Linked DNA regions of Homo sapiens: region 1 is linked to region 2. A link is an interaction called in ENCODE POLR2A ChIA-PET data of the cell type or tissue named here. Cell type or tissue: GM12878. All regions are shown on one strand. Links, peaks and the distances in the headings refer to the core of each region. The heading gives the core; the rest is flanking DNA.

The links. ChIA-PET counts read pairs that join two places held together with the same protein. Peaks named below come from ENCODE experiments on the same cell type or tissue, not always from the same donor. Only the 100,000 strongest peaks of a DNase experiment are listed, where the experiment ranks them.
Region 1: POLR2A ChIA-PET joins it to region 2 with 6 read pairs; 11 of 35 experiments call an interaction of 5 or more read pairs at or near these places.

Annotation. Positions count from the first base shown.
Region 1 is chr1:225,718,158-225,723,157 of GRCh38, reverse strand. No RefSeq gene overlaps it. Among named protein-coding and RNA genes, the nearest start is that of SRP9, 57 kb to the left of the region's middle. In GM12878, for the core only: no CTCF peak of the experiment used is centred there; no DNase peak of the experiment used is centred there.
Region 2 is chr1:225,655,163-225,666,534 of GRCh38, reverse strand. No RefSeq gene overlaps it. Among named protein-coding and RNA genes, the nearest start is that of ENAH, 7.7 kb to the right of the region's middle. In GM12878, for the core only: no CTCF peak of the experiment used is centred there; a DNase peak (open chromatin) is centred at 5,814.

The DNA.
Region 1 (5,000 bases), core at 1-5,000, 60 kb before region 2:
AGTGCAGTGGCGCCATCTCGGCTCCCTGCAACCTCTGCCTCCTGGGTTCAAGCAATTCTCCTTCTCAGTCTCCTGAGTAGCTGGGATTACAGGGGCCCACCACCACGCTTGGCCAATTTGTTTTGTATTTGAACCCCTGACCTTGTGATCAGCCTGCCTCGGCCTCCCAAAGTGCTGGGATTACAGACATGAGCCACTGTACCTGGCCATTTTTTTGTATTTTTAGTAGAGACAGGGTTTCACCATGTAGGCCAGGCTGGTTTCGAACTCCTGACCCCAGTCCTCCTGCCTCAGCCTCCCAAAGTGCTAGGATTACAGACGTGAGCTACTGCGCTTGGCTGAATTTCAGTTCTTTGATAGTTTTTTTTTTTTTTTCCTTTGAGACAAGAGTCTTGCTCTGTTGCCCAGGCTGGAGTGTGCAATGGTGTGATCTTGGCTCACTGCAACCTCCACCTCCCGGGTTCAAGAAATTCTCCTGCCTCAGCCTCCTGAGTAGCTGGGATTACAGGCGCACACCACCATGTCCAGCTAATTTTTGTATTTTTAGTAGAGACGGGGTTTCACCATTTTGGTCAGGCTGGTCTCAAACTCCTGACCTCATGATCTGCCCGCATCGGCCTCCCAAAGTGCTGGGATTACAGGCGTGAGCCACTGTGCCCGGCCTGATAGTTTTTTGAGAGGCCTGAAGATTGCTTCCTGAAGAAGGAATGCAGATAAAACAAATATAAGGTTCAAGCTTTAAGACCAGAAGCATCAATTCTGGTGGTTTATCCAAAAAACTGTGGGACTATTGAGTTGGTTTCAATATGTGATATGATGGGCATGGACCTACTCTTGCACCTCCTTTGTTGTAAAGTGGGTCTGTTGGTCTAATGCAATGCTATGTAGGATCCCGTGCTGGTGGATTCAACACTCTATAAGCCTTGGGATAGTGGTGCTGGTTGAGACACTGTATGGAGGAAAGCCGAAACCATCCCCAGAATGTCTATTTCTGTCTAAGTTAATTGCTACTCCTTGCAAGGTGGCTGGTCAGTCCCCTCAAGGGATGATACCAAAGAAAGGACTCAGTGCTGGTAACTATTGCTGGCAGATTGGACATGTAGTAGCAGGAGCTAGTGCGACCTTGGTGAGCCTCTGCTATTGGGCCCATGTCTAGCCTCCATCCCTTCCACCATGGCTGCTCCACGCATGTGTTGTGAGTGCTGTTGCATAGGCACTAACATGCTAATCAATGATCTTCGCACTGCGCGTCCACTCCTACATGTCATCCAAGTGCCTCTACCACATACTTCTTTGTCCCGATCTTCATATCTTTCTCTTTGAACGCCATTGACCAAGCCATTATCACTACCCATGAGTCCTAGTTTGTTCTAAACCCAAGCCATTTGTTTTTGCATATAAACCTGATGACAGATTCACTGCCCATTGAGAATATTTCTGCTCACCATTGTCTTTCAAGGTCATCCCTGAATGGCACTGTAGTGCAGCCATCACCCATTTTCAGTTCGTACCCATGTATCGAACCAACTCATCCATCAACCACACTCAGTTTTTTTCTTCTCTGTTAACTAATCACAATCAGGGATCCACATGGAACCATAGGTGTGAGCTGAGAGAGATGCTGGTATAACAGTGATGAGTGGCTTGTGTGTCTGGGCTACTAGCTCATGCAGATCACATGTGCTGTTCAGCCTGCACCTGTTTGATCCTGGATATACCATTTCTGCCTTATGATGGACTTCTGCTGGGATTGGGCCTCCCTCACCTTATGACTCCATGGCTCTGATAGAACCCAGCTCATGTTGAGCACTTATGGCTGCCTAGTTACTTGGTGTCCAATGGTCAGGTGCTCTGTCTCTAACAGGGCCTAATAGCATTCCAGGAGCTTTCTAGAAAGGCATTTAATTCTCTGTTACAGATAGCATAGCCTTGTTCCAGAACCTTGCAAATCTGCACTATGATTCTCCCTCTGGGACTTGTCATAAATTTCCAACACTGATACCTCTAATAACATAGAGTCTGCTGGATCATCTGGCCGAAGCAGCAGGACTGATTGCATTGTAGCCTGGACATGCTACGGGGCCCTTTCCTGCTCTTGGCCCCACTTAAAATTGACAGGCTTTCATGTCATCTGGAGTACGAGTTAAAGCGATAGTCCCATTTTTGGAATATGTTGCCTCTGGAACTCAAAGAGGCCTACTAGGTATTAGGCTTCCTACTTTGTGATGGGAAGTACAAGATCCAATAATGTATTCTTTCCCTTGAGGAGTAGTCTCAGCATGTCCCAGGCCCCTGGACCTCTAAAAATGTCACTGAGATGTTAGACCTCTGATGTCTAACATAGGGTTTTTCTCCTACGCTCTGGAATGCATGTTACAGAGGTCTCTGATGCACTAGTGAATTCTCGCTTAGCTGGTTCGATTAGCATGATGTCATCAGTATCCAGCCAGCCCGTGTCTCTCAGGACTATATTATGCCACGAGCAGGAGCATTAACACAGCCCTGGGGCAAGACTGTAAATGTACTTTTTTTTTTTTTTTTTTTTTGAGACAGAGTCTCGCTCTGTCACCCAGGCTGGAGTGCAGTGGCGTGATCTCGGCTCACTGCAAGCTCCGCCTCCCAGGTTCACATCATTCTTCTGCCTCAGCCTCCAGAGTAGCTGGGACTACAGGCGCCTGCCACCATGCCCGGCTAATTTTTTTGTATTTTTAGTAGAGATGGGGTTTCACTGTGTTAGCCAGGATGGACTCAATCTCCTGATCTGTCCGTCTCAGCCTTCCAAAGTGCTAGGATTACAGGCGTGAGCCACCGCGCCCGGCCTGTAAATGTACATGTTGTCTGTTCCAAGTGAATCAACTGTTCTGATCCTCTTTTTGATAGGATGGAAAAGAACGCACTCACCGGTTCAGTGGCCACTTATTATGTACCTGAGAATATGTTAATTTGCACTAGCAAAGATATCACATCTGGCACAGCAGCTACAGATAGGACTACTGCTTGGTTGACTACAGTAACCTATTGTCATCCTCTAGGATCTGCCTGACTTTCACAGTTTGGATGGGTAATTAAATGGAGATGTGGTGGAAACTACCTACCTTGTATCCCTTGGGTCTTTCCCAGTTACTTTTTTTTTTTTTTGAGACAGAGTCTCACTCCGTCATCCAGGCTGAAGTATAGTGGCTCGACCTTGGCTCACTGCAACTTCCTCCTCCCAAGTTCAAGTGATTCTGCTGCCTCAGCCTCCCAAGTAGCTGGGATTACAGGCGCCCACCACCATGCTTGGCTAATTTTTTGATTTTTAGTAGAGACGAGGTTTCACCGTGTTGACCAGGCTGGTCTTGAACTCCTGACCTCATGATCCGTCTGCCTCAGCCTCCCAAAGTGCTGGGATTACAGGCGTGAGCCACTGTGCCCAGCCCCCATTACTTTTTTTATGAATGGCTGTCACCCCCAGCTGGGATGCATAATTTGATTTACTGTCTTGGCTCATGGGGGAAGGAGGGTGCCGGAAATGCAGTTTCAGAGGCTTCCACTTGACCTTCCCATTATAATAGCTCTTATTCCACAGGCCAAGAAACCAAGGTAAGTCCATTCTAATGATATATTCAAGGACTAGAAAAATGACCACTTGGTGAATCTGTGGACTTGGTGGGCACACGGTGGGCCACACCTAGGCCAGCCTCCATTTACTACCTGGCCCCCATGTGTACTTTAAACGTGTCTCATGATGATGTTTCCAGTCTCAGGGTCTCAACTAGGACCTCATACCTAACAGTGTTTAAAAGAGTATTCCTGGCCCGGCACGGTGGCTCACACCACTTTGGGAGGCAGAGGAGGGCGGATCACTCGAGGCCAGGAGTTCAAGACCAGCCTGGCCAACATGGTGAAACCCTGTCTATACTAAAATTACAAAATTTAGCTGGTGTGGTGGTGGGCTCCTGTAATCTCAGCTACTCAAGAGGCTGAGGCCCGAGAAACGCTTGAATCCAGGAGGCCGAGGCTGCAGCAAGCCGAGATCATGCCACTGTACTTCAGCCTGGGCAACAGAGCGGGATTCCGTCTCAAAAAAAAAAAAAAGAGTATTCCCTTTTCTCAGAGTATGACTACCCAAATAAGTGGCCAGAGTTCCCTTTGGGGAAGAACCTGGGAAATGTCCACCATGTACATCAGTGTACATGATCTGACAGGGTACTTACTGGGTACTTACCATATATATCAGTGTACATGATCTGACAGCGTACTTACTGGGGACCTGGCTTCTCTTTTCATCTATGGGTTCTGGGTCTGAAAACTAGTTCCTGTCTGGAAACTGAGCAAATGATTGTGACTTTTTATTGGGGGCAGCTGCCCTTGGCTTGCTGATCAACTGTTCTTGATTTCTCTTTGTTGTACAGATTGAGCAGAACCCTTTTGTTTTGTTTTGTTTTTGAGACGGAGTCTCACTCTGTCGCCCAGGCTGGAGTACAGTGGCGCGATCTCAGCTCACTGCAAGCTCCACCTCCCGGGTTCATGCCATTCTCCTCAGCCTCCCAAGTAGCTGGGACTACAGGGTGCCTGCCACCACGCCCGGCTAACTTTTGGTATTTTTAGTAGAGACGGAGTTTCACCATATTAGCCAGGATGGTCTTGATCTCCTGACCTCGTGATCTGCCTGCCTCGGCCTCCCAAAGTGCTAGGATTACAGGCGTGAGCCACTGTGCCCAGCGAGCAGAACCCTTTTGCCCAATTAGTTTTGCTATGTTCTAGTAACTATCGCCACAACTCTCTGAGGATCAGGGTCCCCCAGCTGCCACTCCAAACTTGCTGCTCATTATGATAATTGCATCCACCTGGCTACTGAGGGCTAACAGCTTCTATTGTTTCAGGGTCCCATCATCCCCACTGCCATGCGTGAGTCTAGTTCTGTCTGATCATTAGCCCTGGCCTAGAGACTCCTGGTGATACTGGTGCCCTCTTATGTCTCTCCCAGCAGTGCATTCCTTATTGCTTTGGGATATCTT
Region 2 (11,372 bases), core at 3,033-8,032:
CTCATTGAACTCTTCTGAGGGATGACCTCAGTGTCTTTTTCAAATTGGAAAGAAACATGAGTTTTATCCCAACTCATGCCCGCCTCCTTAGCCATGACATATAGACAATGGACTCTCACCGAGAACTCTGCCAAGCATACCTGAGTAGGAGCTGATTCCTAAGTGTTTATTCCTAAGCAATTTATTAGGTGGACTAGAGAGAGTATCTTCCTCTGCCATCAACCTGACAGCATGAGAGGGGTGCTGTTCTCCTTAGAAACTTGAACTTGAGCATGGACAAAGACTTTTCCTTTACTACCTTGTGGACCAGCTGAGAGCAATTTGGAACATTCCAACAAGACTTTACCAAAGATTTCTGGAAAATAAGCAGAGAGGGAAATAAGAATCTAGATCATCTGATATCAAGTTACAGCTCTTGCTCATGGCCTCAAGAACTCCTGCCTTCAACCTGGGCGACAGAGTGAGACCCTGTCTCAAAAATAAATAAATAGGGTCGGGCGCGGTGGCTCAGGCCTGTAATCCCAGCATTTTAGTAGGCCGAGGGGGGCGGATCATGAGGTCAGGAATTCAAGACCAGCCTGTCCAACGTGGTGAAACCCTGTCTCTACTAAAAATACAAAAATTAGCTGGGCGTGGTGGTGCATGCCTGTAGTTCCAGCAACTCAGGAGGCTGAGGCAGGAGAATCGCTTGAACCTGGGAGGCAGAGGTTGCGGTGAGCTGAGATTACGCCACTGCATGATGCCTGGGTGACAGAGAGAGATTCTGTCTCAAAATAAATAAATAAAATAAATAAATAAATAAATAATAAATAATGACTCCTGCCTTAACTGCTTGTAATCTGGTGCCCTCAGAGGTTCCAACTTTTTATTATTCTCATCCTTCCCATCTTGGATTTCCTGCCCCCTTCTGGAGGAAGAACTCCAAAGAATATCAGCCAACGAACCAGTGGTGAGTAGTTGTGGTACATCAAGGCTCATGGACTCTGCGATGTCTTAAGAATATGCCTGGATATGCGATCTTGGGCAAAAGTGAATATTTTTCTTTTTTTCTTTTCATTTTGAGACAGAGTTTCACTCCTGTTGCCCAGGCTGGAGTGCAATGGTGTGATCTCGGCTCACTGCAAACTCCACCTCCCGGGTTCAAGCGATTCTCCTGCCTCAGCCTCCCAAGTAGCTGGGATTACAGGCATGCACCACCACACCCAGCTAATTTTGTATTTTTGTAGAGACGGTGTTTCTTCATGTTGGTCAGGCTAGTCTCGAACTCCCGATCTCAGGTGATCTGCCTGCCTCGGCCTCCCAAAGTGCTGGGATTACAGGTGTGAGCCACCACACCCAGCTGAAAGTGAACATCTTTCAGTTGGAGCAAGAGCTTCAACCACAGATACTTCTCTCAGTGCAGGAGCCATTGCTCTATTCAAGGACTTATGGGAAGTTGTTGAAGAAGAGAATGGGTCTATCAGTTAGCTTTTATTGTAAAACAAACTACTCCACAACTTTAGTGGCCTTAAAACAGTGGGTTGACTGGGCAGTTATTTTGGTCTAGATGAGCTCACCTGGGGCTGGATGGTCTAGAACGGTCTCATGCACAGTCTTTCAGTTGGCAGGCCACTGGTCCAGGGCCTCAGCTTGAGCAACTTGATTCTACTCCATGAAGTCTCTCATTCTTCAATAAACCCGTCCAGGCTTCTTCACATGGCCATCATAGGTTTCCAGAGAGCAGCAAGAAAGGGTGGGCCCTGATGCAAAAAGCCCTTTACAAGTCTCTGCTTGTGTCACATTTGCTATTGTACCACTGTCCAAAGCAAGTCACAGGGCCGAGCTCAGGGTTAGTGAGGGAGAGGCCAACCAAAAGCATGGATATTGACAGCGTAATGATTGTGACAATTTTTGTAAAAAATCTGCCACAGTTAAGAAGGAGGGAAGGATAAAGGAAGGAAGAAAATGAGGGAGATCCAGGGACTTTGTGGTGCTGCACCCTCTATTACTCTGGTCTATCATTCTGTTGAGGTGAGCAGGCTGTTGGCACAAGCTTAACTTCAAAGGAGCCCAGGGCATCTGTGGAAGCACCTATGGCTGTGTTTGAACCTGTGGAAATATTACCCTCAGAGGTTTCTGCTTTCTGGGTTTGTTTGTTTGTTTTTGAGACAGAGTCTCGCTCTGTTGCCCAGGCTGGAGTGCAGTGGCATGATCTCAGCCCACTGCAATCTCCACCTCCCGGGTTCAAGTGATTTTCCTGCCTCAGCTTCCCAAGTAGTTGAGACTACAGGTGCCCGCCACCACAGCCAGCTAATTTTTTTGTATTTTTAGTAGAGATGGGGTTTCACTATGTTAGACAGTATGGGATGGTCTCCATCTCCTGACCGTGTGATCCGCCCTCCTCAGCCTCCCAAAATGCTGGGATTACAGGCGTGAGCCACCATGCCCAGTCTGTTTGTTTTTTGAGACAGAGTCTTGCTCTGTCTCCCAGGCTGGAGTGCAGTGGTGCGATCTCCGCTCACTGCAACTTTCATCTCCTGGGTTCAGGCGATTCTCCTGCCTCAGCCTTCCGAGTAGCTGGGACTATAGGCATGTGCCACCACACCCGGCTAATTTTAGTATTTTTAGTAGAGACGGCGTTTCACCATGTTGGTCAGGCTGGTCTCGAACTCCTGACCTCAGGAGATCTGCCCGCCGTGGCCTCCCAAAGAGTTGGGATTACACAGGCGTGAACCACCTGGCCCGGCCAGGTATCTGTTCTTTATAAATTGACTGCCACCACCAAAGAAAAATCATTCCCTCACCCATTCCTCCTACCCCACTCAAGAATGTTGTTCTTGTTTAGTTAAACCCACGCTCCCTAGCTGGAGGCTCTTTGAGTAGTTGTGGATTTGGTTGCCCAATATACTATTTTATGTCCTACCCCTTGAAGTAAGAGAGCTGTCTTCCTGACCAAGGGTGGGCCCATGATTTGGTTCTGGCCAATAAGAGAACCTCTTCACCCTGGTTGCAGCCAGTGGTTCAGGATGACCATGTGACTCCTGGTCCAATCAGAGAGACCTTGCTACTTGGACAGATTGTCCAGCTTTGGGATCACAGTACTGGTAGAAAGTGAAGTTGGGACTATATATAGGAGGAGAAAATAGGTCAAAACACAAAGAAAGGCAAAGATAGGCAGAACTAAGAGATGGAGAGGATGCCATTGTTTGAGCCCCTGGATCTAGCTAGCCGGAAGAGCATACTGAAAATATACAGTAACATTAAGCTACTTTGAATTGGATTTCTATCACCAGCAACCAGAATCCTAACAAAAAGACCGGATAGAAGGTAAAAGCAGAAAAGCTCTTTTTCTTTGATGCGGGTGATGCTAATGGTGGGAGTAGTTAAGTTGGCATCAGGACCCCTTGTTATTATACTCCACTGACTGTTCTCTCTTGGAGCCCCATCATTGAGAGCCAGTTAAGGGCCTTATAGTCTTTTTTTTTTTTTTTTTTTTTTTTTTTTTTTTGAGACAGAGTCTAGCTCTGTTGCCCAGGCTGGAGTGCAGCGGCCCATCTCAGCTCACTGCAACCTCTGCCTCCCGGATTCAAGCGATTCTTCTGCCTCAGCCTCCTGAGTAGCTGGGATAACAGGTACCTGCTACCATGAAGGGCCTTATATTCTATTGGTTGATGCCAAATGAATAGAACTTAACCAAGAGAGCAAATTGCCTCATTAACTTTATTTATTTATTTATTGAGACACGATCTGGCCCTGTAGCCCAGGTTGGTGTGCAGTGGCATGATCTCAGCTCACTGAAACCTCTGCCTCCTGGGCTCAAGCCATCCTCCCACCTCAGCCTCCTAAGTAGCTGGATCTACAAGGCATGCACCACCAAGCCCGGCTAATTTTTGTATTTTTGGTAGAGGCAAGGTTTTTCAATGTTGCCCAGGCTGGTCTTGAACTCCTGGACTCAAGCAATTGCCCGCCTTAGCCTCCCAAAGTGCTGGGATTACAGGTGTGAGCCACCTCTACCTAGACTGCTTTAATTCTTCCTTCCCTATTCTATCTCCTCATCTAGTTTTGGAACAGAGTTACTCTGGAAAGCAACTCTTGAATCAAACCTGACATAAACTATTAACTTAGCTAGTTACATCAACTTTCAAAATTAAACAGACTGTCCAGTGCTTGGGATACCAGAAGACCATGAAGAATCACAGGCCAGCTTTCTTAGGAATTGCTTCTTAACTTAATTTGGGCATCATTCAGTAGGAAAAGAATGCCACGCCAGACTTGATATTAAACAGAGGCCGGAAGATATAAATAACTCAAATAAAGCAAATCAAGAATCACCATCTCACTAGTAGGAGGAGAGAAAATAAAGTGAAAAATAAGAAGGAAAAGACCAGACTGTGAACTTTTGAAGGGAAATATTATTTGCAAGTGAGAGACACTGAATAAAATCAAGTACAATGAGTTCCTCAGTGAACATTACAAAAAAACACACAAAACAGGAGCTATTTAAAGACTAATTATGAGATGTTGACAGATATAAAATGCCACCTGAGTTAGACAAGAAAACCTGAATGGGAAGCTAGGATAGTGGTTTTCTATTCAGGGCCTTTCCCTGAAATATAAGCACCCTCATTGGTGATAAATTTTAAATGAGCAAGTCCTAAAAAAAAGTTTTTCACAAGAATATAAATGAAGAAATAGATGAGTTATTGTCAAAGATTTTGGTACATCTCATCCTAGAGTAAGACTTTTATGGCAAATTGCTTTGCAGACAACCAAAGCTAAATATAGCATCAGGTTACTTTTGGGGTACAGTATCCCTTAGCTACTCTCTGAATCTAATTAGAACGTTAATAAAAAGAATGCTAGACATTCTCAGAACACCTTTAAAAACACACTGGCGCCGGGTGCGGTGGCTCATGCCTGTAATCCCAGCATTTTGGGAGGCCGAGGTGAGTGGATCACGAGGTCAGGAGATTGAGATCATCCTGGCTAACACGGTGAAAACCCGTCTTTACTAAAAATACAAAAAATTAGCCAGGCGTGGTGGCGGGCGCCTGTAGTCCCAGCTGCTCGGGAGGCTGAGGCAGGAGAATGGCGTGAATGCGGGAGGCAGAGCTTGCAGTGAGCCGAGATCGCGCCACTGCACTCCAGCCTGGGCAACAGAGTGACACTCCGTCTCAAAAAAAACCCCCAAAAAACAAAAACAAAAACATTGGCTTACAAGTATATGCATATATCCAAACTCAGCAAATTGTATACATTAAATATAGGCAGTTTTTTTAAAAAAAATACAAAAACACAAGAGACAACACACACACACACACACACGCACAGGCTTGGCTTTATTTTGTTTATCACCCTGTGTTCAACAAAAACTGTTAGCATTTCTATGAGTTTTTTGTTTACTGAGTTGGTTTAAGTAACTCTATCCCTATAAGCTTTATAAAACCTCCACTAGTTGTATGCCTGAAATATCTAAGTTGAAGGAGTGGTGAGTGAATGAATGGCTACTGGCTACTTCTCTAGTAGCATTACTGTTCTGGAAATGAAGTCCTAACATTAATTTGGAGTTGTAATTTGGAGGCTCATTTAACTCATTTATTGAGCCCCTACAGTGCACAAAGCCACAAGCCTAAGCACTAGGAATCAAATCTGTGCCTAAGGGAAGGCCTTATTTATTGCTTGGGAGATAGAAGTGTCATGATTTACCAGATAGGATATCTCTGTAGTTTCTAGTGGCAGAATGAGGAAGTTAAGGAATTGAGAGTATTTTGTTTGTTTTATTTTTACCTTCCATTTCCTAAGTGGGCCTTGAGGCTTTTTTTTCTTTTCTTTTTTTAATCAGAGGAAGTAAAGTGAAATAGAAGAGATCCTGTGGTGCAGAGGTTAAGAGTGTGGGCTATGAAACTGGCCTTTCTGGCCTTCTCATTTACTAGCTGTGTGACTTCGGGCAAGTCTCTTAACCTTTCTGTGCCTCACTTTCATGAGTTGTATAGCAGGCATGACTATAATGATACCCACTTCATAGGAATATTGTGAAGATTAATGGAGTTAATATAAGTAAGTGCCTAGCAGGTGAGTAAATATGACTATTGGTCAACCAATCACTTAGCTACATTCATCTCTTACATTCCTGCCACTCAAATAACATTATTTTTCTTAAATATAAAGCTTGTTTGTGTCAGACTCCATCTAAGGTAGGTATTCCCACAGAGAGGGGCCTGAAATAAGAGGCTAAATTTAAATTTTTCCCTCAATGGCTTTAATTATTGATTTGCAGTTCAATTCATTTGCTACCAAATAGAGTATTCAATCACTGGCTACTTTGATCAAAGAACCCAACAGCTTCATATACAAAATGAGTACAATATCAACATTTTACTTCATTAAAAGTCGGTACTCATGATAAGTGAGTTAAGGGTATTAGAATGTTTGGAGGCCAAATGAAAGTATTATAACTAATGACACATAATGACATTATTTATCTGATTATTTCCTGCCTTTCAATTTTAGAAAGACTTGACTAGAGGCTGAATTTGGACATTAAACCCAAGAAAATGAACATTTGAAGGTAATTTCTCAAAGTAGAATTTGGCCAGGTCACCAGGCTTAGCAACCGTTTCAAAGAGAAAGATAACTGAGATTTTTAATGAGCTTTGAAACTTACCTAAAGGTGGGATAAAAGTGTGGTGTTAAGCAGTGTGAATTTTTCTTTTTTTTTTTTTTTTTTTTTTTTTTTTGAGGCAGAGTCTCACTCTGTTGCCCAGGCTGGAGTGCAATGGCACGATCTCGGCTCACTGCAACCTCCCCCTCCCAGGTTTAAGCGATTCTCCTGCCTCAGCTTCCCGAGTAGCTGGGACTACAGGCGTACGCCACCATGCTCAGCTAATTTTTGTATTCTTAATAGAGATGGGGTTTCACCACATTGGCCAGGATGGTCTCAATCTCCTGACCTCGTGATCTGCCCACCTCAGCCTCTCAAAGTGCTGGGATTACAGGTGTGAGCCACCGCACCCGGCCTGTGAATTAATTTTAGACAGCTTGTTTAGGATACATCCTAGTGGTAATATCTTTCTTCTGTACTGTAATTAGCCAGAAAATAATCTTTTATTTAATAACATTTTTTCTGATCTCCTTTGAGGAAATACTCTAAGGTCAGTTGTCACCTGATCGTATTGTCTGTGAAAATTGAGTGGTATTCTAGTTTTATTACAATAAATCACTTCAATGCGAGAAAGAGGGTACCAATTTTTTTTTTACCTAGCTACCAGCTAGATTTTATAAAATAGGGGCTAAGAGTTCAGAATTAGATTATGATGATCGTTTCTCTTTCTTTCTTTCTTCTTTCTTTCCTTTCTTTCTTTCTTTCTTTCTTTCTTTCTTTCTTTCTCTTTCTCTCTCTCTCTCTCTCTCCCTCCCTCTCTCTCTCTCTCTCCTTCTTTCTTTCTTGACGAACTTTTGCTCTTGTTGCCCAGGCTGGAGTGCAATGGCACGGCCTCAGCTCACCGTAACCTCTGCCTCCCAGGTTCAAGCGATTCTCCTGCCTCAGCCTCCCAAGTAGCTGGGATTACAGGCATGCGCCACCACTCCCAGCTAATATTTTTGTATTTTTAGTAGAGACAGGGTTTCTCCATGTTGATCAGGCAGGTCTCGAACTCCCGACCTTAGGTGGTCTGACTGCCTTGGCCTCCTAAAGTGCTGGGATTACAAGTGTGAGCCACCGCGCCCGGATGGTGATGGTTCTTTTCTATTTTCTTTTTATTTTTTGGGACAGGGTTTTGCTCTGTCACCCAGGCTGGAGTGCAGTGGTGTGATTATGGCTCACTGCAGCCTCAACCTCCTGGCTCAAGCCATCCTCCACCCTCAGCTTCCTATGTAGTTGGGTCTACAGGTGCATGCCACCATGCCTAGCTAGAATTTTATTTTTTAGAGAGATAGAGTCTCACTATATTGCCCAGCCTGGTCTCGAACTCCTGGGCTCAAGTGATCCTCCTGCCTCAGCCTTCCAAAGGGCCAAGATTACAAGCATGAGCCACTGCACCAGGCTCGACACTTATTTTCAATCCAATTTCTAAAGCACTATAATTTGATTGTTATCTAGATATGGGGACCACCTGCCATATTCTTTAAATGGTGGCCATAGCTGAATTTTGTGGGAAAAAATGCATTGCATTTTATAGAATATGGCCTCTATAGACTAATGTTACTCCAAAACCATTCAGGCTATGGGAATCTTCTGCCAAATCTAAACACTGTAGAGCTAAGAAAAGAAAGAGACTCTGGGGAAGACGAAATGAAATTAACTGAATAAATCCTAATTTGGAAGGGAGAAAAATGACAAATGGAAGAAAAATGCAAAAGGCAGAGAGGCAAATAGTTTCCTCTAATGTCTGTGTCTCCTGATAATATTTTAGAGCTGACATTATATATGGGCAGCTAAAGCTGAAAGATGAGAAATAAAAATATCTTGAATCCTACTGGAATATCATGTTCTACGTTATTTTTTTTTCCATTCTTGGGGACACAAACAAAAATTACACTGTGAACTAACTGCCACAAAAGAAAACAAAATACTGTTAGGTATAAGCAGAAAGTGTACAATCAAGTTCACTCCAAACTACCTTCTCTTCCTCACCCATCTGTAAAGTAACTTAATTTTTCGAGGGAGAGCCTTTTTTTTGGGTGATGGGGGAGACCGTGCCTACAATCCTTAGCATTGATTTCCTAACTGCTGAGTAGCATTAGTCACGCATCCTCCTCATGCCCATAAATGGAGGACAAGCCTACACTGATGCTATCAGATGAATTTAAACAAGGCATGTTCCAAGTGAACCCTCAGAGCCAGACTGACAACACTCCTGCAGCAAACTCATCTTCAACAGGAGCAAATTTTATTTCCTTTTCTGAGTACACACTGCTAACAAATGTATAGGCCAATGTGATGGCTCTGTACTGTACACCTAGGGCTTGGAGCAGGCCTCCTACTGTGATATTAAGCAGGGGTGGCTGGGCGCGGTGGCCCATGCCTGTAATTCCAGCACTTTGGGAGGCCGTAGCGGGTAGATCACCTGAGGTGAGGGGTTAGAGACCTGCCTGGCCAACATGTTAAAACCTGTCTCTACTAAAAATATGAAAATTAGCTGGGTGTGGTGGCGGGCGCCTGTAATCCCAGCTACTGGGGAGGCTAAGGCAGGAGAACCCCTCGAACCTGGGAGGAGGCTGCAGTGAGCAGGGCTCTCACCACTGCACTCCAGCCTGGGCAACAGAGCAAGAGTCGGTCGAAAAAAAAAAAAAGCATGGGTAAAAGTTTATCTAAGAGAAAGTTGAGGTCTATATACTTGATGTTAACAACAGAGTATATTTCTTTTGATGAATAGTTTTTAATTAGAGAAGTCATTCACTCATTTATTCATTCACCTTTTAAATACCTAGGTGCCTACATGATGGGCCAGCCATTGGGCCTTGGGCCAGCAACCCTTATGAGAGAAGAGTTCAAATGATTTCCACTATTCAGCCAAGCCAACACAATCTCAGCTAATTTTTAGTTTTTAATTTTAATTGTTTAGAGACAGGTTCTGTCTCTCAGGCTGGAGTGCAGTGGCTGGATCATAGCTCACTGCAGCCTCGAATCCCTGGGCTCAAACAATCTTCTTGCCTCAGCCTCCTGAGCAGCTGAGACCACAGGGGCGTGCTACAATACCTGGCTCATATTTTTTTTCTTTGAGACGGAGTCTCGCTCTGTCTCCCAGGCTGGAGTACAGTGGCACAATCTCAGCTCACTGCAACCTCTGCCTCCCAGGCTGGAGTACAGTGGCACAATCTCGGCTCACTGCAACCTCTGCCTCCCGGGTTCAAGTGAATCTCCTGCCTCAGCCTCTGGAGTAGCTGGGATTACAGGCACCTGCCACCACACCTGGCTAATTTTTTGTATTTTTAATATAGATGGGGTTTCACCATGTTGGCCAGGCTGGTCTCAAACTCCTGACCTAGTGATCCGCCTGCCTCAGCCTCCCAAAGTGCTGGGATTACAGGTATGAGCCACCGTACCTGGCTACCTGGCTAATTTTTTAAAAATTTTGTAGAAATGGGGTCTTGCCATGTTGCCCAGGCTGGTCTTGAACTCCTGGGCTCAAGTGATCTGCTGCCTCAGCCTCCCAAAGTGCTGGGTTTACAAACCTGAGCCATCATGCCAGGCCCAGACCTAATTTTTAAGCAGAGTTTATGAGAAGAGAATCAGCTTTAATTTTTATTGCCTTAGTGCACTCTCATCCCATAAGAAGGTAGTTTGATATAGTCGAAGGAACAATGGACCAAGATTTGGAAATCCTGAGTTTAAGTTGTGGGCAAGTTACTTAACCTCTCTGGGTCTCACATTTCTTTTCTGAAAAATGAGTGGGCTGGACCGAAGATTCCTTCCATCTCTAAAATTCTTTTATTCTATATGGTAACACATTCCACAGCATTTCCTTTGTGACCAGAATTAGTCTGTGACTTCCTACCTCAAGTATCGCTTTGCACTCTTTGAATGTTAAACCAAATATGAACAAGAAGCAATAACATTTTGTCACAGCCAACAAATTGCCCTTCCACAGAATGACCTTTGGGGGTCAGGCCACCCATTGCAATATCTAAATCCAAAAGGCAATGAATGCTATGACCAACTTGTGAGCTGGCAGGCTGCCATCCAAAAGGATGGAAATGGTTGTAGGCAGCCAAAATTCTTGGCTGGTACATTTTTAATAAACATAGAAAATAAGAACAGCATTTTCCACTTGGATTGCTTAATTTGGTGCCCATACCATTGGAACATTTGCTGTTAGAATAAAGATGATGTGATATATCACTTATTTAGCGCAGGATGGATTAACTTTCACAAATGAGAAGTAGGTTATGGAGTCATCTGTAAGGAATTTTTATCCTTGTTTCTTGTGTCTGGCAGGAGATAGCTTGAGTCATTACAGCACTCTCTCCACCCCTTTTGGCCCTTTGTAAGAGTTTTCCCTGAAACATAAGCTCTGTCGGATTTACTGTATTGCTATGAATGGACTAAGGCAAATTGGTGTGACTTCTCTGTGGTCGAATATGTTTTATTAATACTTTTCCAAGATGGTTCAATATGTCTTAATTTTTCCAAGAAAAAACTCTCCACAGCACATGTTCAAATACTTGAGGTATGTGTTTCAAACTACAGGGAGAAACTTACGTAAGACAATGACCCTCATAGTTGGTAGCTATGATTTTTAATCATGCCTGTTGCACTAATTGATCCAGTTACTTGAGCTCTATGTTTCCCTGTCTCTACTTGCAATATGGCAACTAGAACATTTGACTGGCAAGTTTGTTTTCTCTCCAGTGGTTGGAGATCCTTGAATAAAATGCCCTCTGTAATGGTAAGC